2 separate regions of the Homo sapiens genome follow, and region 1 is linked to region 2. Evidence: read pairs that join two places in POLR2A ChIA-PET (ENCODE). Cell type or tissue: PC-3. All regions are shown on one strand. Each heading gives the region's core, and the rest is flanking DNA. Links, peaks and the distances in the headings are about the cores only.

What was found. ChIA-PET counts read pairs that join two places held together with the same protein. Peaks named below come from ENCODE experiments on the same cell type or tissue, not always from the same donor. Only the 100,000 strongest peaks of a DNase experiment are listed, where the experiment ranks them.
Region 1: POLR2A ChIA-PET joins it to region 2 with 6 read pairs; 2 of 35 experiments call an interaction of 5 or more read pairs at or near these places.

The regions. Positions count from the first base shown.
Region 1 is chr17:62,819,387-62,829,858 of GRCh38, forward strand. The region is part of intron 1 of MARCHF10-DT (MARCHF10 divergent transcript); the gene reads left to right. Among named protein-coding and RNA genes, the nearest start is that of MARCHF10-DT, 16 kb to the left of the region's middle. RefSeq lists an enhancer at 5,759-6,495. In PC-3, for the core only: no CTCF peak of the experiment used is centred there; a DNase peak (open chromatin) is centred at 5,585; H3K27ac peaks cover 1,169 bases.
Region 2 is chr17:63,041,863-63,052,334 of GRCh38, forward strand. All of the region lies in intron 2 of TANC2 (tetratricopeptide repeat, ankyrin repeat and coiled-coil containing 2), which reads left to right. Among named protein-coding and RNA genes, the nearest start is that of TANC2, 81 kb to the left of the region's middle. RefSeq lists an enhancer at 3,094-3,595. In PC-3, for the core only: no CTCF peak of the experiment used is centred there; no DNase peak of the experiment used is centred there.

The DNA of each region.
Region 1 (10,472 bases), core at 3,994-7,993, 220 kb before region 2:
GGATTACAGGTGTGAGCCACCGCACCCGGCCGCATATCCTGATTTTTAACTTCCAGCCTCTTGTTCCAATGCAATCCTCATAATGTCCCTTACTGATGTCCCTCTTTGTTGCATCCTGGGTCTTGCTCCTTTTACTCCCCTCTCTTTTCTTTCTCTTTTGATCTCCGCCTGTCCTTCCTCTTCTCTCCTTTCCCCTCCCCTCTCCATCCTTCCTCTCCTTCTCTTCTCTCTGCCTTTCTCATTAAGAGTCAAAGTTCCTTGCCAAACCACAGCTCTTAGGTTTCTATTTTCCCGAACAGATTTCTTGGCTGGTTTTACAGACTTTTCAATTGGTTCTCTCTTCTGCTTCCATGTAGTCTCTTCTCTGTTTCCAGTCACTGCTCCTAGACACTCTCCTCCCCTCCCTTAACAAGCCTAACCCCTAGGTTACAAAGTTTGAAAAATGTCAACAGGAAAAAGGGCTCTTCCTGTAGCCCTGTAAAAAAGAAGACGTGAAGGAGTTAACCTCGAGCGACATCAGTCTCCAGCCATCAGTACAGTGAGGCAGTTCTTGAAAACCAGACAGAACAGAAGGTATCACTGTGCAACGTCCCTTCTGTGGCTCACGGCGCCCTCTGAGTCAGGATAATGAGAGAACATTCTTAAAACATGACCTAACCACGCTCTGTCCTCAAACAAATTCCTGGATGTGTGTGGAGTAAGCTCTCCCAGCAAGCCTGAGCACAGACGTGCGGGGCGGGCTTGTTAGCACTCTTCTGAGTTGCTCCCTTTACAAAGCCACCTTCCCAGCCAGTTCATTTGTATTAAAGTAAACTTTTAAAAATAACCAGTCAGTCTGTCCAGCAAACATGCTATGGGCCTCTTATGGCTGTACTTTCATAATTTTATATTGTGGCGACTGGGTCTCTGTCTTGGGGGGTATTTGGGGGCCTTTGACTTCACACTGTAGCAGGAAGAAGTTATGCAAAATTCTCGTCAGATATAGAAAAAAGGAAACAGGATATCATTCATTTCCAGAATGGAGCAGAATCACAACACAGTGATTGTGATTGCAGAGTGTCCTTTATTTCACCTACACCTGAAGTTGTGTGTGTGTTTGTGCGTGTGTGTGTTTAATACAGGCGGCTTATCTGAGTGATTTTAAGAAATTAATTTAATTGAAAAATGATTAAATTACAAAGAGAGGAAAAAGCATTTGGTTGGCATTACATGGGGTCAGAGGCCACTGCTAATGCAATATTTCATCAATTGCCTCATTGCTATTCTTTCAATGATGTGATTTAGTTTCTCAAATAGCTCTTATCCTGGCAGGCTTGCCTTAGATACATTGTACAGAGGCCTTATAATCATTACAATGTATTTACTTAAACATTTTAAAAACAATTAAGCACTTTTAGATATATTTGTGTATGTGCGTGCGTGCATGCATGCGCGTGTGTGTGTGTGTGTGTGTGTGTGTGTGTGTGTGTGTGTGTGTACATGTCCACAGAGGGATTTTATAAATGTCCGGACAAGGGTTCTGAGTGAACACTAGGACAAGTGTTGAATTTATCCACTGTAGTGCCCTTCATGCATTTCAAAGAGCTCCATGCAGACTCATGTTAAGCTTTTTTCATGCCCTTTGAATATACCACTATCTCCCTTTAATACACTGAAGAAACAAGAGGACAAAGAGTCTCCCTGTGTTCCTTATCCAAGGCCACACAACTGTTGCTGGAACCTTGAGCTTTCTGAGTGCCAGGCACTTACTTGCAGTATATCGAACGCTGGGATATGGTGGAGGTTTAGTTTGTTAAAAAGTGTGATAGCCCTATGATTGTGGGAAAAAGTTTTGACATACTTTGTTTTTTATTTTAATGCAGATCAAGTCATTATAATGGTCTTTCTCTTAGAAGGCTACTGAGGTTGGGTTAAACAGTAACAGGGGTGCTTGGGAAAGGGTAGAGCAACATTTTGGCAGCATATGAATGGGTATGTGTGCACATGGGTGGTAATACCGCATGCCCTGACCTGTCCTATGCCTCTTCCCCTTCACCTTTGTTTCAAAATGTTGTGTCCAGCGTTGAAAAATGCTGGCACAGTTTGATGCAGGTGTTTGCAACCTCCTTCACCCCAAATGCCATGGTGGTGGGGATGCTAGGCTCTCTTAGCATCCCCCTCCTCGTGCTGCATGAGGTGGGAAGGCAAAATCATGTATTCATTCATCAAACGCTGATCAAGCACTTAAGTGCTAAGTACTGTTCGAGGTTCTGCGGATTCACAGAGGAATAATATTCGGTCTTTGTGCTAGCGGGGAGGTAGGAAAGTAAACAAGGCCATAGAGTAAGCTCTACGATAGAGGTAGATGTGGGCCTGGGTGGTGGTGGGGGCACAGGGGAGATGAAGGAGAGGAAAAGGAAGGTTCTCACGGTGAGGGATGGTGAAAGGCCTCCAAGAATTGCTGGAGGCCCCATTCAGTGGTGGGTGCTGGCGCGTCAGTTCCCTCTGAGAGGAAGCATTTCTCAGCAGCACCAAACACTGGCTAGACCTTGAGCTAGATGACGTTTGTTGTCAACTCTCCCAGCCTTCCTGTCTGCGCCCTTTCCCTCCCTGTCTGGAAGGAAGCTCCCAACAGCCTTTTCAAAATCTGCTTAGGGCAGCTATGCATAATCAATATTTATTGAATCAAATTGATCTGAAAAGTATTCGCACTACGGTATAAATGGCTCATACAGGGTACACCTGGGCACATGTACCTGGAAGCCTCAAGCTAAAAGAGCTTTTGCCAGCTCAGCAGGAGAGCTTCATAGTATGTTGGAGGCTCCTACACCCGAGTGCACATTTTCTGGATGGTTGCCCACTTTTTCTGTACTTTAAGCTGGCCCTACTTCCAAGCGCCCAGCCTTACATGTTTTCCCTTCCCTGCCCACTATTGTGGCTATATGATAAGGCAGGATGAGGGCCGATAACTGCTAGTCTCAGACCTTTTGGCTAGAAATGCCACAAGACTACAGCAACAACTGCTTTGAAGCCTGGGAGAGACCAGTGATGAAAAACAAAGTTGCGGCCAGGCACAGTGGCTCATGCCTGTAATCCCAGGACTTTGGGAGGTCAAGGCGGGCGGATCACTTGAGGTCAGGATTCAAGACCAGCCTGGCCAACATGGCGAAACCCTGTCTCTACTAAAAATACAGAAATTAGCTGGGAATGGTGGTGCATGCCTGTAATCCCAGCTACTTGGGAGGCAGAGGCAGGACAATCACTTGAGCCCAGGAGGTTGCAGTAAGCCGAGATGGTGCCACACACTCCAGCCTGGGTGACAGAGCAAGAAAGAAAGCAAAAGTAAAACAAAGTTGCAGTGAATGGGACTGGACGTTTAAATGTCTCTTTTAAATGCACTCACTATTTTGGTTCATGGTTTACCACTCGTATGTTTACTGCATGAGGGCAGAACTGGTGTGGCACATACATTGAAATTCTACCTCTAATGTGAGATAGAAAGCAGGGGGAACTGACCAGGAACCTCCACCTTATTCCCAGTCATAGCGTTCCACTAGGATTCTCCCATGGACCATATTTCAGTGTACAAAATTGTCATATTCACAGAAAGTACCACATTTGTTTCCCCAACCATCAGGGTTGTATAGTTACAGTCAGTGCCCTGTGCAGTAAAGACTGGCAATTGGATGTTTTTCAGACCTTCAACTTAGTTCATTATGAGAAGCTGTCTAAAAAAACAAACAAACAAGCGAACAACAAACTACAGTCTTCAATTAAAGGTTCAGAGGCCAGGCACAGAGGCTTATGCCTGTAACCCCAGCACTTTGGGAGGCCAAGGCAGGCAGATCACTTGAAGTCGGGAATTCAAGGCCAGCCTGGCCAACATGGCGACACCCTGTATCTACCAAAAGTACAAAAATTAGCTGGGCATGGGGTGGTGCTCGCCTGTAATTCCAGCTACTTGGAAGGCATGAGAATCACTTGAATCACCCAGGAAGCAGAGCTCACGGTGAGCCGAGATTACACCACTGCACTCCAGCCTGGGTGACAGAGCAAGACTCTGTCTCAAAAAAAAAAAAAAGAGGTTCAGAAAGTGGACACCTTTTAGCACTATCTAATAGAAATATGAGTCATATAAGTAATTTCAAATTTCCTAGGAATAATATTCAGAAAAGTAAAAGGAAATGGGTGAAATTCATTTTAATAACATATTTTACTAAACCCACTAAATTGAAACATTGTCGTTTCAACATGTAATGAATATTTTTTATTTTTAGAATCAGAGCCTCACTCTGTTGCCCAGGCTAGAGTACTGTGATGCAATCATGGCTCAGTCAACCTTGAACTCCTGGGCTCAAGCCATCCTCCCACCTTAGCCTCTTGAATAGTTGGGACTACAGGCCTGTGCACCACCACACCCAGTGATTTATTTTTATTTTTATTTATTGTAGAGATGGGGTCTCGCTAGGTTGCCCAGGCTGGTCTGGGACTCCTAGGATCAAGCAGTCCTCCTGCCTCAGCCTCTGGACTACAGGTGCATGCCACCTTGCTCAGCTAATTAAAACATTTTTTTTTTTTTAATGGAGACAGAGTCTTGCTCTGTCACCCAGGTTGGAGTGCAGTGGCATGATCTTGGCTCACTGCAACCTCTGCCTCCTGGGTTCAAGCAATTCTACCTCAGCCTCCCAAGTAGCTGGGATTACAGGCACCCGCTACCATGCCCGGCTGATTTTTTGTATTTTAGTAGAGACAGAGTTTCACCATGTTGCCCAGGCTGGTCTCGAACTCCTGAGCTTGGGCAATCCACCTGTCCTGGCCTCCCAAAGTGCTAGGATTACAGGCTTGAGCCACCACGCCCGGCCAACACTTTTTTTTTTTTTTTTTGAGACAGAGTCTTGCCACCCAGGCTGGAGTGCAGTGGCACGATCTCAGCTCACTGCAACCTCTACCTCCCAGGCTAAAGCAATTCTCCTGCCTCAGCCTCTCAAGTAGCTGGGATTACAGGTGTGTGCTACCATGCCCAGCTAATTTTTGTACTTTTAGTAGAGATGGTTCCAGCTACTTGGGAGGCTGAGACGGGAGGATAGCTTGAGTCTGAGAGGGTGAGGCTGCAGTGAGCTCTGATTGCGCCACTATACTCCAGCCAGGACAACAGAGTAAAACATTGTCTCAAAAATTAAAAAGAAAAAGAAAGAAAATGAAAAACAATGACCACACCTCTATATGTGTGTGTGTGTGTGTGTGTTTGTGTGTGTGTGTGTGTGTGAGAAATGAATGTTCTTTGCTGGCAATCTGACATACAGGAGAAATTAACAGAGTTAATGGCTATTCTGGCATCTGCTCCCAAGCCACTGAGACCACAGAATTAGAGGATGGGAAGGGACCTTGGAGATCTTGTTAACTGTGTCCTGGACCCTCATTGCAAGGAATCAGATTCAACTGGCCTAGGGAGGGGTCTAAGTATCAACATTTTTAGACGTCCCCTAGGTGATTCTAACGTAGGGGCTGGGCTCTAAATGCAGAAACATCCCTTTTGTTTTATAGGTGAAGAGACAGGGGCTAACTGAGGTCAGTGACTCATCTTACAGCTTGTTAGAGGCAGAGTGAAGCCCGGAATCCGGATATTCTTCTCTACCCAGCTCACACAGAGGACATTTCCATAATACCTTCATCATGGGTCATTCTCTTGCTTAACCCCAGAGTTGCTCTCATTTTGAATTGAGACACATTCCTCCGCTTAACCTAGCTTAGACACAAACTTCAACAAACTTCTCTGAACCCTTACTTGCCAAGAAAATCTTCAGATCAGTGAAAACATTGAAGTGATTCTGGTCCGGGACCATGGCTGTAAATGCCTCCCATTTTAGACCCAACTGGGACCTGACACCCTATACTGAATATAGAGTTTAATTAGAGGGTACAGGGAGGGGCCCCAAAGAAGCAAACACTTGAGTCTGATGAGTCTCATTGATGCACAGCCTAAGCCAGAGTGACCCATTAACAGGGTCTCACACTCAGATATATCTGAGTTCAGAGCAGGTAATGCATGTGAGTAGTGTGGGTTAGGTGGGGGCTCTGGCCCAAGCTCCTCCTAGCTATGCGGGGAGGATGCAATGCAAGTCCAGTCCTTCCAATTTCTCAAAGAAGTCGCAAATTTGGGTTTTTGTTTGTTTTGGTTTTTGTGAAAAACCCTGTTTTGTGAATGTTGGCAACTAGTTTGATTTTTAGAAAAACACTGTAAGAGTCAAATAAAACCCACTCGTGAGCTATATTCTGCTTGTGAGGCTTCAGAATACATCTTTTAGATAAGTCCAAGACTTTTTTTTTTTTCAGATGGTCTCGCTCTGTTGCCCAGGCTGAAGGGCAGTGACACACAGATCACTATAGCCTTGACCTCCTGGGCTCAAGCCATCCTCCCATTTCAGCCTCCCGAGTAGCTGGGATTACAGACATACACCACCAAGGAATATGACTTCATCATATTCAATATCGAGTTTTACTGGTTTCTAAAATGTTGGCCTAATACCATCATGTAGGTTGAGCATCCCTAATCCAAAAATTCAAAATCCGAAACTTTTTTTTTTTTTCTTTTTTTGAGACAGAGTCTTGCTCTGTCGCCCAGGCTGGAGGGCAGTGGCACGATCTCAGTTCACTGCAAGCTCTGCCTCCCAGGTTCACGCCATTCTCCTGCCTCAGCCTCTTCAGTAGCTGGGACTACAGGAGCCCGCCACCACGCCCGGCTAATTTTTTTGTATTTTTAGCAGAGATGAGTTTTCACCGTGTTAGCCAGGATGGTCTTGATCTCCTGGCCTCGTGATCCGCCCGCCTCGGCCTCCCAAAGTGCTGGGATAACAGGCGTGAGCCACCGCGCCCGGCCCAAAATCCGAAACTTTTTGAGCGCCAGCATGACACCACTAGGGGAACGTTCCACACTCGACGTCATGTGATGGGTTCAGTCAAAACATTGTTCCATGAACAGAATCATTAAAAATATTGAATAAAATTACCTTCAGGGTATGTGAATAAGGTGTATATGAAACATAAATGAATTTCGTGTTGAGACTTAATTCTATTCTCAAGATAGCTCATTTTGTATACAGAAATATTCCCAAATCTGAAAAATATCTGAAATTCGAAACACTTCTGATCCCAAGCATTTCAGATAAGGGATACTCAACCTGTCCTTACCTTGCCTTAGACATTGTGAAACTGATGACAGTCAACACTGGTACCAGAAGGAAAAGTAATTCAGAAGTCCCACCTCTGTTCCCCTTTTAAATGTTACTCATTTTCTCACTTTCCACTTTATTATTTATTTTGGGTGAGGCACTTGTGATTTTTTTTTTTTTTTTTTGAGACAGGGTCTCACTCTGTCACCCAGGCTGGAGTACAGTGACACGATCATGGCTCTCTGCAGCCTTGACCTTCCCAGTCAAGCTCAGGTGATCCTCCCACCTCAGCTCCCGAGTAGCTGAGACTGCAGGCATGCACCACCACACCCGGCTAATTTTTGTATTTTTTTTTTTTAAGACAGGGTTTCACCAGGCTGCCCAGGCTGGTTTCGAACTCCTGGGCTCTAGTGATCCACCCACCTCAGCCTCCCAAAGTATAGGCACGATTCCACGACTCCCAGCCATAAATTTTCATAATGAAGTTGAAATTAAAGATTATTACAGTTCATAAGATCCATATAATTTATTTCAAAGTTCTTTTTGAAGTTGTGAGTCAGGCTTACTAGCATCACCATGGGATAGATACTAGTTCTGCTATACACAACTATGTAAGGAAAAATGTTTTCATTCACTGCAAAATGAGACGGAAGCTTACATTGTAGCACTGGGGCAACCTCTTAGCCAATGAAATGATATTGCAAATAAAAAGCAAAATTACTCTTACCCACATTCTTCATTTTAAGAAAACACCCTTGGATAAGTACATAGAGTGAGAGTCCTTGATTTGAACTAATCTAAGGTATTAATAATAACAGGTGAATGCTTAGATAATGATTTAAGAGTTGATGCTAATTTACCCTTTAATTGGAAGTATTTATAAAGCAAACATAAATGTAAGTTATTTGTGAAGCATATAAGAGATGAACAGAAAATATGCATGTCATTTGTATTTTAGTTATTCTCCCTACACATACATAACCTTGATTTTTGCCACAGTTCGTTTTTCTACATGTAAAAAACTTAATTAGATTGTGTGCTTGTGACAATCAGTTTCAAGTATATTTCTGTGAGAAGCTCCACTGTCCCCAAATAACCAGAGGTAGGTAACAGTTTCTGACAAAAGCTTGAGGGAACAGGATTAAATGATAATTACAGCGATTATATTTTATCTAAAACCTTCAAGTCTCTGGAAAGCTGCTTGGTTTCTATTTTGGGCCATGCTGCCCACATATCTTAACGACAGAATTTATGCATAATTTTGCTCTTCCTGTTTTTATCTCTGTTTGGGTGTATTTATTACTTCATATGTGGTGATGCAAGGCTCATTGAAAGGTCCATTTATATCCTGGTTATCTGCATGGGGATCTAGCTGCTTTTCTCTCGCTGTTTCTAGAACTCTCACTGTAACATTCAGATTTGCTGGCACCCAGCCTTTTCCAGCACATATACATTCCGCTCCCTCAGTGACTCTATTTATGGGAGTCTATGTGATTTACTCAAGACTAATAAAGACCGTGTAGAAGGATGGGTCATGGATTTATCCATCCATGGAATTTTAGCGCATTCAGAGGGAGGTTTATCTTCTGTTCTTCCCCCGCTACCCCCCAATTTAATTAAAACAACAAAAAAGGCGTTAGTCCAAATGAGGGACAGTTGGCAGATCTGCGTTATTCAACTGGAGGGACTCCCTAGTTTCTGATGCTTGGAGATGGACAAGTAATTACCTCCTGTCTGTGACTATTTTCTACCAGGCTAAGCCCAATGTTTATTGTAAACTATCTGCCATTAAAAGCTGTAATAGCAAGCCTTATGTTCCCACACCATAAATTTGACTTGCAGTGTTTTTTTATTTACCTTCATGTTTTATTATATTCTTTGGAATGTTTCATTTTAAAGGAAGATAACGGGAGAATGAAAATTGAACAAATTCCAAATTCACGCTTGAATAAAGATATGCTTAACACACATACTTTTTGCATACACCCAGACCTCTGATGGCCACTTTCTGAATATTGGCAGCTTCTCTGTAACTATTAGAGGTAGTTGCTATAAGTGTATCACTTGTTAAATGGTCCTGAAAGTAGCCTAAAAATGAAAGTTTAAGCAGACCACATGGGCTGAGGGCAGTGATTCTCAAACTTTTGCATCTCATGAACACCCTTATTCGAAGACCCCAAAGAGCTTTTGTTTGTGTGATTATATTTATCAATACTTACTGCATAAGAAATTAGAGCTGAGACATTTAAAAATGCTTATTTATTTATTCGTTTAAAAATAACAATAGGGCCAGGCACGATGGTGGCTCATTCCTGTAATCCCAGCACTTTAGGAGGCCGAGGTGGGAGAATCACTTGAGCCCAGGAATTTGAGACCAGCCTGGGCAACATGGCAAAATCCCGTCTCTACAAAAAAATTTTTAAAATTAGCCAGGTGTCGGCCGGGCACGGTGGCTCACGCCTGTAATCACAGCACTTTGGGAGGCCAAGGCGGGTGGATCATGAGGTCATGAGATCGAGACCATCCTGGCTAACACGGTGAAACTCTGTCTCTACTAAAAATACAAAAAATTAGCCGGGCATGGTGGCAGGCGCCTGTAGTCCCAGCTACTCAGGAGGCTGAGGCAGGAGAATGGCGTGAACCCGGGAGGTGGAGCTTGGCAGTGAGCAGAGATCATGCCACTGCGCTCCAGCCTGGGCGACAGAGCGAGACTCGGTCTCAAAAAAAAAATTAGCCGGGTGTCTTGGCATGCCCCTGTGGTCCCACTACTCAGGAGGCTGAGGTGGGAGGAAAACCTGAGCTTGGCGGGGGTCGAGGCTGCAGTGAGCTGTGGTCACACCACTGCGATCCGGCCTGAGCAACAGAGTGAGACCTGTCTCAAAAAACAAACAAATGAAAAAACCCCAAACCAATAAATCATTATATGTTAACATAAATACCATTTTTAATGAAAAATAACTATTTTCTGTAGCAAAAAAAAAAAAGTTTAATAAGAAGAGAGAGATTGTTTTGGATTCTGTTTGACTTTAGAAGACAGCTGGAGTCTCATATCTGCTTCTTCAGTCTGCTGTAATATGTTGCTTTGGTTGAAATATATGAAAAAAACCTGCCCCTACACAGATATGTAGTTGTAAAAGGGAATATTTTAACAGCCTTTTCAAATAATTATGGATATTCTGCTTTGATCCCAGACCAAAACTTGACAAGTGGAGTTTTTTTTTTTTTTGAGATGAAGTCTTGCTCTGTCACCTAGGCTGGAGTACAGTGGTAGGATCTCAGGTCACTGCAACTTCCACCTCCCAGGTTCAAGTGATTCTCCTGCCT
Region 2 (10,472 bases), core at 2,740-6,739:
ATATTAAAATTGCATTAGATAATTTGTCATCTAAGACTTTAGTGATGCTTGGTGAGGGCACATTGTTATTGACACGCAAACAGCAGGATGCTGCAAGTCAGAACAGGTGGAAAATTGTTTGCTGTCTGCTAGCTATTAGAAATACCCTTGAGATGTGAGAATAATGTATGTTAGCTTTTACGTATTTATTATTCTTGGCTAGATAGTCTGCTGGAATATAGTTGCAAATTATAGTACCAAATATTCAACCCTTCTGTGCGTTTACAGAAAATATTTAAAATATGCCTGTAGTTTATTCTACTAAAATTTGAAAATTCTTATATTTAAATGGTAATAGGTCAAATTCAGTTATAGGATCTGGGGGAGGGAAAGTTACTGTGAGCAGGAATGAGCATTTACATTAAAAGAATGAATAATATTGAAAGGAAGTAAAGCATCATAAAATAAAGCATATTAAAGAAAATATATATAGATATGTCCTGATAAAAGTCAACTATATTTTGTAGTTTCTGTTCTGTGCTTATTTTCTAAATTATCCAATATGCTAATAGAGTCAGGCTGAAGGCAGCTGGCTGCAAGTGTTACAAGCTGAAAACAAAATGGCTGGCAAGGATTACTACTGTAAATTTGCAATAGAGAGCTGGATGCATTTAAGATATCTTTTGTTGAAAGAGTGTTAAAAAGTAAGATGATGAGGGAATGACTGTTGTATAAGCTGTTTTTGACAATAAACATTGTATTAAAAAATACTCGATTACAGCATGAAAACAAAAGGCTTTACATTCATTTTCAACTAAGCAATAAAAAACTCTTGTTAGTATTTATTTAGCCATCATTGTCTTTGTAATTTTAAGACCTAAGTAGTTTCTGAGGGTATTGTTTATGAATCGTTCAGATTCACAGTGTGGTTAAGGGTAGAAGAAATTAACAGTGAAGAATTTGTTACATTCTTGGAATGGGGAGGTGGAATTGAGAGCTAAGTTTCTGGGAGTTTTATATATTTTTTAATCTTCTAGACTAGCCTACATTAAGGATGGAAGACATAGAGTAACTGGAAAACTTAGAGATAAAAATGAAAATATAGTTTACAAAGTAACAACATCCATAGATCTGTATTTTATTTTTTTCTATTGAAGACCTGTTCATAAAACTATTTGTATTTTAGAAAAGACTTTTCTTTGTATAACCATAACCTATTTCAATTGATTTTTAGCAATTGTTGAAAGATTACATGACATGAAAATTGTTGATAGGCTTGGTTAGATTGAGAAATAGCTTCAGCAATTAATTAGTTAAGTAGATTGAAGACAGCACATACATTCACGTATCTTGTCTCTCACATTGTAAAGTCTATGTACTTTAAGAGGGCAAAAGTGTAAATATGTTATTGCCACTTCTCTAGCACATAGTATAATGCCCCATCACTTAATGGGTTCTCAGTAATTGATGTACAGATAATAATCACAAACATGTTTGATTAGTATTCACACACACATATACGCATATAAACCCATACATAATTATAAACCCATATACATACATATATAAACCCATACATAATGATGCTGATTTAATTTTCACAACCTTGTGGAATAAATTCTATCATTTTACTCATTTAACAGATGAAAAAACTGAGGCAGAGAGCAAGAAGTTAAGTGACTTGACCAAAGTCATATAGTAAATGGTGGAGTCGGGACTTGTACTCATGTACTTTGAACTCTTTCATCATCTTTTCCTCTAGTAATTGAAGATTAAGCTGTATTAGCATTCAACAGTATCTTTAGCCCTCAGAAGCATACATTATATGTATATTCTGGCAGAAACTGCAAAGCAGAGAAAACTTTTCTGCTACATCTTTCAAAATTGCTTTAACTGATGTTTTGTTTTCTAAAATCCCTTTTCAATCATTTAGATGTAGCTGATGGCCATTATCATCATCAGCTAATGCAGATGTACAGTTCTGAAAGCAATTTAAAAGCCCATAGCAGGTATATACAGGAAGCAGTTGGAAAAATATATTAAGTTTTCTGTACTCCCCAAAATGGCTGCCAACATCTATCAGTCATCAAGCCCAGTTGATTAAAACTTCTGTGTATTTCTGAACTTTGTCTTCTCTTTACTTCTTCATTCTCATTTCTTCAGAATCTCATGTCACTTAAATTATTGTGTCTCCAATCTCAGTACCCTTTAGTTCATTCTCTATTTTGCGTTAAGAATGAATTTTCTTAAATGTTCATCTGATTTTTCTAATATGTGCATTCCATTAGTTCTCCAAATAAAACATGGCTTGGTTTTTTACTGGTTCTCTTTGCTGTAACTGTATCCTAACACAGATGCACACAGATATAGATAATATATAGACCAGACAGATTTAGAATTTGATTTTAAAAGATTAATGTTTGAATCTCCTTTATCAGAGATGAAGATTATCAGTATAAATGTATCCATGAACGATTTTTGTTTAGTATTGTGTGTTTTAAAATATAATAGGTGGTATCATTTCCTCTATGTCATTCTGCAACTTGCTTTTTTGCTCTTGTTAGAAACTTAGTTTGTTTCTTTTATGTATTGTACAGTATGTTTCTTTTATGTATTGTATAGTATTCTATTTTATGAGCCCATTTCTTCCATCCATTTCCCTCCTAATATGAATTTGAATTTTCTGGTCTTTTTTGTGTGTGTGATCATAAATAATGTTCCAGTGAATATCCTTACCCACACATTAGTTTTTCTAGGAACTATACCTAGAAATGGACTTGCAAATGTAGGTTATTTGCATTATCACTTTTACTACATGATTTCATTACTTTGTCACTTTACCAATTTATATTCTTAGAAGTGTCTGAGAGTTTTTTCTTTTTCCTATCCAGTAGTCATATGGTCAGATTTCTTCCTTTTTCTCAGTCTGGTAGGAGAAAGGTAATGTCCTAGTGATTTAATTTGTTTCCTTAATTTATAGTGAGGTTGAACATCTTTTCATATGTTTTATAGGCCTTTAGAGTTCCTCATTTGTTAATAACCTCTTTATATCCTTTATGCATTTTTCTGTTGGATTATTTGTCTTTTTCTTATTGATTTATAGGAATTCTTTATGGATTCTGGGCAGGTTCAGCAAACTGTAGCCCATGGGCCAAATCCAGCCTGTGTGGCCTGTGAGCTAAGGATGGTTTTCCCATTTATTTTCCAATCATTCCGAAAAAAAATTAAAGGAGAATAAAATGTTGCAACCTATCAACATTACAAAAAATTCAAATCTCAGTGTTCTTGAATAGTTTTAGTGAGATACAGACGCACTCATTTATTTACATATTGTCTGTGCCTGCTTTTGCACCACAATGGCAGAGTTGAGTAGTCGTGACAGGGAGCATATGCTCTGCAAAGCCTAAAATATTTACTTTCTTTATAGAAAAAGTTTGCAGACCCATGTTTTAGATTGATCCTTAGCCTGTGACATTTATAACAGGTATCTTCTGTCAGTCTGTACACTGTCTTAAAACGTTCCCTTTGGTTTTAGGACGGAAACTCCAAACTTCTGTTAAATAGAAGTTTAAAATTTCAATTTATTCAAATCTATCATTCTTTTTTATACTACGTGTTATTTCAGGAATCTTTCTTTACTCAGAGACTACAAATATATTCTTCTATATTTGAAATAGTTTTGAAGTTTTGTTTTTCACTTCGATATTTTTAATACATTTGGATTTTTTTCCTTTTTTCTTATTGTTTTGGTAAGGGGATTATGGTATGAGAAAAGGGTCTAATCTTTTTTTCTCATGTGGAGAAAGCCAATTTTCCCCACCATATTTGTTGTTGAATACCCTTTTCTTACATCCAGTGATTTATCATCCCAGCTTTCTCATGTACTAAGAATCTGTTATATTTGCATATGAGTCTTTTCTGGGTTCTTTTATTCAGTTCTTTCCATATTCTTTTTATTTAAAAAAATTATTTTTAAAAAGTAGAGATGGGTGTCTCACTATATTGCCTAGGCTGGTCTTGAACTCCTGGGCTCAAGTGATCTTCCCACATTAGCCTTCCAAGTAGCTGGGACTGTAGGCACACACCATCATGCCTGGCTTCTCTCTTTATTCTTTGATTAAATATTTCTATATTCTATTTGGTCATAATGATTCTCATTATCCAACTACTTAATCATTGTATTCACTTTTCCTAGTTCCTTGGGAGAAAAATACAAAATGTAACACTCAAGAACTTTACTAATGATAAGTTTAGGGAAAGGAATATTGTTGTTAAATTTTGTATATTGCATATACAAAGGTCATACTGTTATCTTTATTAAATTCTTTTTTTTTTTGAGACAGAGTCTCACTCTGTTGCCCAGGCTGGAGTGCAGTGGTGCGATCTCGGCTCACTGCAACCTCCGCCTCCTGGGTTTAAGCGATTCTCCTGCCTCAGCCTTCTAAGTAGCTGGGACTACAGGTGCGTGCCACCACACCCAGCTCTTTTTTTTTTTTTTTTTTTTTTTTGAGATGGAGTTTCACTCTTGTTGCCCAGGCTGGAGTGCAGTGGCGCCATCTCGGTCACTGCATCCTCCACCTCCCGGATTCAAGTGATTCTCCTGCTGCAGCCTCCCGAGTAGCTGAGATTACAGGCGCCCACCACAATGCTTGGCTAATTTTTGTATTTTTAGTAGAGACAGGGTTTCACCGTGTTGGCCAGGCTGGTCTCGAACTTCTGACCTCAGGTGATCCACCTGCCTTGGCCTCCCAAAGTGCTGGGAGCCACCACACCCGGCCTTTAATAAATTCTTTAACATATTTTAATCTCAAATTTCTAGTTTCATTGCCATTATTATTATAATCAAGTAATATAGTACAGATTAAGTACCCACAAGTGCATGGTATTATGCTAAGTACTTTAAAAAACATTTATGCATAACCAGTAAAGACAAAATATTATTTAGGCATAATGGGATGAATAAAGTATAATTTATTTGAAAAAACAAATTTGAGGAATATTTACATAATATATGATTATTTGACTTTGTATTACTTTGATTTTCCAGTGAGTGTCTATATATTTGAATTTACTTATCAGTCAAAACAGAAAGAGGTTGTGTTTTTTTCTTGGAAGTGAAATGGAGAGGGGGAGATCTGATTTTTAGTCTATCAGTAGCTGTCTCTCTATATAGGGAGTAAGAGGTTTCTTGTGAACCATGTGACATAAAAATAGCCTATTACTAATATCTTTTGAAATTTTTATATCTTCATATACGAAGGCAGGGATTTTAGGTGAAAACTGTTTTATCCCCACTCCTTAGGTATACAGTAGTTGTTTTTCAGGTGTCTGCTTTAGACATCTGAAGGTAGAGATCAGAAACTGAAAGAAAGCCAATATTAGAAAAACAAAAGTAGATCCAATTAGAAATGAAGCTGGAAAAGTAGAACCTTATAGATCGTGTTCAATTTTATATCTTCTGACGGGAGAACATTTAAACATTCTAAGTATAAAGTGAGGTAACTGTTAGATTTGCATTTCTAAATGATTACTCAGTTATTTGTGGATATATGTTGAGAAGAGAATGGATATAGGAGTGGATGCAGGTTGGAGATGGAGACAAGTGGATGGATTCAAGAGACATTTAGGAGAGAAAATCAGTAATATTTGATGATGAATTCATTGAGATGGGGAGCTCTGTTGGAGAGTATCAGGTTTGAAGGGATGAAAGGAAGTTTAGAATTTCATGTTTCGATACTTTGAGTTTGAGGTATATTTGAGACATCCAAGTGGGTATTTCAAAAAGGCAGTTGTTATATAGACAGACTTTTCCAATTTATATACAAATAAATGAATAGGGGCTCCCTAGTAGAATAATGGATTTAAAAGTATGTAGAGGAAGAAAAATATCTTTTCTTCATTCATCACTAGGTTCATGACGGAGACCCCTAAAACAAAAGACAGATTTGTTAACAATAAAAAAAGCATACAAATTTACTTAATGAATTTTATGTGGCAACTGAAGCCTTCATAAGGAAATGAAGACCTGAAGAAACGGGTAAATCTGTGTATTTTTAATGTTAGATTTGATGAATAAGTGGATAGCTGTGAAGAAGTGTGATTGGATAAAAAAGTGGAATTTTATGGTAGTAAACTGGGGTTGGGGTGTGGGAGTCCTTAGCAAGACTTTTTATCAGGATTCTTTTCTGTATCCCTCTGTCTTCAGAGATAAAGGCGTTTCTTTACCCCAGGTATAGGTAGGACACCTCTTGAATGAGGGTCTTATGACCTGCTTTAGGAGAAGATTAAAAAATCCTTTCTAGGTTTTAGGAGTCTGCTTTAGGAAGAAGTGTGAGGGGAGGATGAGAGTGATCTTTCTGCTTCTGTTCTGTTAAATGCCAAGGTACCATATTTTGAGGTATCATGTCCTGAACTCCATCAAGTAAAACATAAATATTTGGGTTGAGTATTGAGAATTATTGCAGAACTCCAGTTTGAGAACACCTTATTTGTTTTTTGGAAAAACAAAAAGGGTTAGACAATTTCACTTCTGACTGTTCATGTTTCCCTCCATCTAGCTCTAGACCTGGAATTAATGAGGTGCTAAGTAGGGTAGTTATACATTTAAGTCTTTAATCCATCTTGATTTGATTTTTGTATATGGTGTAAGGAAGGGATCCAGTTTCAGTCTTCTTCATACGGCTAGCCAGTTATCCCAGTACCATTTGTTGAATAGGGAGTCCTTTCACCATTGCTTGTTTTTGTAAGCTTTGTTGAAGATCAGATGGTTGTATGTGTGCGGCCTTATTTCTGGGCTCTATATTTTGCTCCGTTGGAGCTGGAGGCCATTATCCTCAGCAAACTGATGCAGGAACAGAAAACCAAGTACTACATGTTCTCTCTTATAAATGGGAAATAAATGATGAGTACACATGGAGACAAAGAGGGGAACAACAGACAGACACTAGGGCCTACTTGAGGGTGAAGGGTGGGAGGAGGGAGAGGATCAGAAAAAATAACTATTGAGTACTAGCCTTGGTTCCTGCATGATGAAATAATCTGTACAGGAAACCCCTGTGATACAAGTTTACCTGTGTAGCAAACCTCACAGGTACATCTAAACCTAAAATAAAAGATAAGGAGAGTAAGTCAGATTTTAAATTTAGCCCTTAGTAAAACGGAATATTATTTCTCCTTCCCAACCCTCCATCTTCTGTTCTCTTAATGGTATTATAATCAAGCAAGTGAAATTCCCAAATTCCCAAAGAATTCTGAGGCATCCAGAATTCCCTTCTTTCTCTTGTTTTACTTATGCAAATTAATTAATTCAACAGCTATTTTTTGAGTACCTTCTATGTGTCAGATACTATTCTAGGCATGGCTAATAAAGCATTGAATATAAAATTATTTGTCCTCATGGAATTTATATTCTAGTGGGTGAAGATGACCAGAATTAAGATGAATAGGTAAAACATAGAATATATTAGTGATAAGTACTAGGTAGAAAAATAAAGCAAGGAAGAAGTAAAAAATGTGTATCTGTGTGAATATGGTGGTGGTGGGGTACCATTTTAGAGTGATGAGGGAAGGCATGATTGGGGGGACAGTTATGTATCTACCCAAAGGAGATGCAGGACAAGCCATGCGGACATCTGGGAGAGAAGTATTTCAGGCAGAGGCCTTGATATGAGTATATTCTTAGAGTGTTTAAAGTACAATGAGGAGAGCCAGCATGCTTCAGAAAAGTCAGAGAGCAAGAGTGGTAGGAGATGAGGTCAGAGAGGTAATAGGGGCCAGGTAATGTAGAGCTTTGATCTAAAGACTTTGACTTTTACTTACAATGAGAAACCTTTGGAGGGTTTTGAGGAGAAGAGTTTAATGATCTATTTTGTGTTTTAACAGAACCATTCTGGTTGCAGTATTGAGAATAGATTGAAGCTGGGCTGGGATGGAAGCAGAGAAACCAGGTTAGTCATGAGGGTGGCTGGGACTCAGGGTGGTGGTAGCAGAGGGTGAGAAGTAGTTTGGGTATATCATGAATAGCTGACAGCATTTACTGTTGGATTGTATGTGCAGTGGGAGAGAAAAAGAGGACTTAAGGATGACTCCACGGTTTTTGGCTTATACAACCAAAAGAAAGGAGTTGCTGTTTACAGAGATGAGGAAGACTGTGAGAGGAGCAGGTTCCTGGAGGACTATTAGGACATGTTAAATTTTGAGATACCTGTGTGATATAAAAGTGGAAATGAGGCTGGGCACAGTGGCTCACACATGTAATCCTAGCACTTGGGGAGGCTGAGTTGTGTGGACCACTTCAGCCCAGGAGTTTGAGACCAGCCTGTGTAACATAACAAGACCCCATCTTAAAGGGGCCTTAAGCATAACCTCCAAAATAAAAATTAGCCAGGCCTGGTGGTGCACGCCTACTCAGGAGGCTGAGGTGGATAGATCTCTTGAGCCTGGAAAATTGAGGCTTCAGTGAGCCGTGATCATGCCCCAGCACTTCAGCCTGGGCAACAGAGCAAGACCCTGTTTCAAGAAAAAAAAAAAAAAAAGAAAGAAAGTGGAAATATAGGGTAGGCAACTCCATAAATATGAACTTCATGGATGAGGTCCAGGTTAGAGATATAAATTTGGGAACCATCAGCATGATAAAACATAAAACCATGAGTCTATTTGAGCTAACCAATGGAATATATATGGCAAATAATACAGATTAAAAAGTGAGCCCTGGGGCAGTCTATCATGTAGAGACTGGGGAGATGAGAAACAATAAGCCAAGGAGACAGAAGGAGCCCTAGAGACAGGAGCAAAACCAGGCAAGTGTGACATCTTGGATATCAAGTGAAGAGAAGACTTCAAGAAAGAAACATTAACTGCATCAAATGTTGATAAATCAAAAAATAAAACTGAGAACTGACTGTTGGACTTAACAATGGACTTTATAAGAGATTTTGGTAATTGTGGATTATCTGGAATGATAGGGACAAAAGTCTTATGGGAGTGGATTTAAGGAAGAAAGGAAAAATAAATTGATGGCAGCGATTAAAATGACTCTTTCAAATGAGTACAGTCTTTGCAATTCTGTGTCCTAAATATTTCACAAGCCTACCCTTTTCTTCATAGTCTCAATGTTAGTGCATTTATTTAGGCTTTCCTTTCCTCTGAGCTTATGGCAGTGATCTCTTTACTTTTAGGCCATGGTCCACACCATTGACTTAAATATATAGTTGCCAAGGTTATCTTTTGAAAACACCTGTCAGATCATGCCACTCCTTTGCATAATGCCCATCATTTTCTTCCCTACATTTATAGCATAAAGTTCAAATTGATCATCATGAATAATATTTATGCCTTTTGTGATTATGCTTTTTATGATTATGCCTCAGCCTACTTTTCTAGTTTCATATCCTGCTTCTTACCCATACTTTCTGTGTTCTAGTTACATTGAACTCTTTAGATTTCTCTAAGTGACCTTTTCTTTCATTTGTGTCTTTGCAAATAAAATCTGGTACTGTTCCTGAAAACCCTAGCTCATACTTGAGAAGCTGTGGCTTCCCTGAGGTGTAGGTTAATATGAAGAAGGCAGAGGCTGTTCTAGCTTTTAGAGTCTTAGGAAAATGATTTATTTAGTTAATTTGTTTATTTATCTCTGGTATTATCTGTTGAAACTGTATGTTGAGGGGGATACATGTGGATCTCACTTTTGGCTGCATATAGACTGATCCAGGAATCCATGGATCAGTCAAATATTCATAAATTAAACTTTATTATAGCTATGTATGTATAAATGGTTCCTGACTTAGGATGGTTGAATTTAAATGATCTTCCAACTATGATTGTGTGAAAGTGATGCATGTATAGTAGAAACTGTACTTTGAGTACCCATACAACCATATTCTTTCACTCTCAGTACAGTCTTTAGTGAATTACATGAAACAGTCAACACTTTATTAGAAGATAGTGTTATAGTTTTAAAAAATTTGTGTTAGGTGATTTTGCCCAACTGTAGGCTAATGTCAGTATTATGAGTACATTTAAGGTAGAGTAGGTTAAGCTATATGTTCTGTAGGTTAGTTGTATTATATGTATTTTCAGCTTATGATATCTTCTACTTACAATGGGTTTATCAAGACATAACCCTGTCGTAAGGTGAGGAAAAAACATAGTGCACATCCTGCAGATAAGGCGGGACTGTTGTATGAATAACGTGCTGAAGAAGCACAGAAGAGAGAAGTTCTTTCTGGTAGGCATCCAGAAAGTCTATGTAGGAAGAGGAATGACATCTTTCAGTAAAAGGAACTTGTTGTTGATCATGAATATGATAGATGAAGATTCCATTTGTTTAGTATGTGCTTACTTTGTGCCAGATGTCGTCGTATATTTTGTGAATGTTACTACATTTGTTTCTCACAACCACATAGAGCATTATGATAACAATTTCACAGATAAGGAAACTAAGATACAGATAATTAATTTTCCTAAAGTCATATAAATTGTAATAGTTCAAAGAT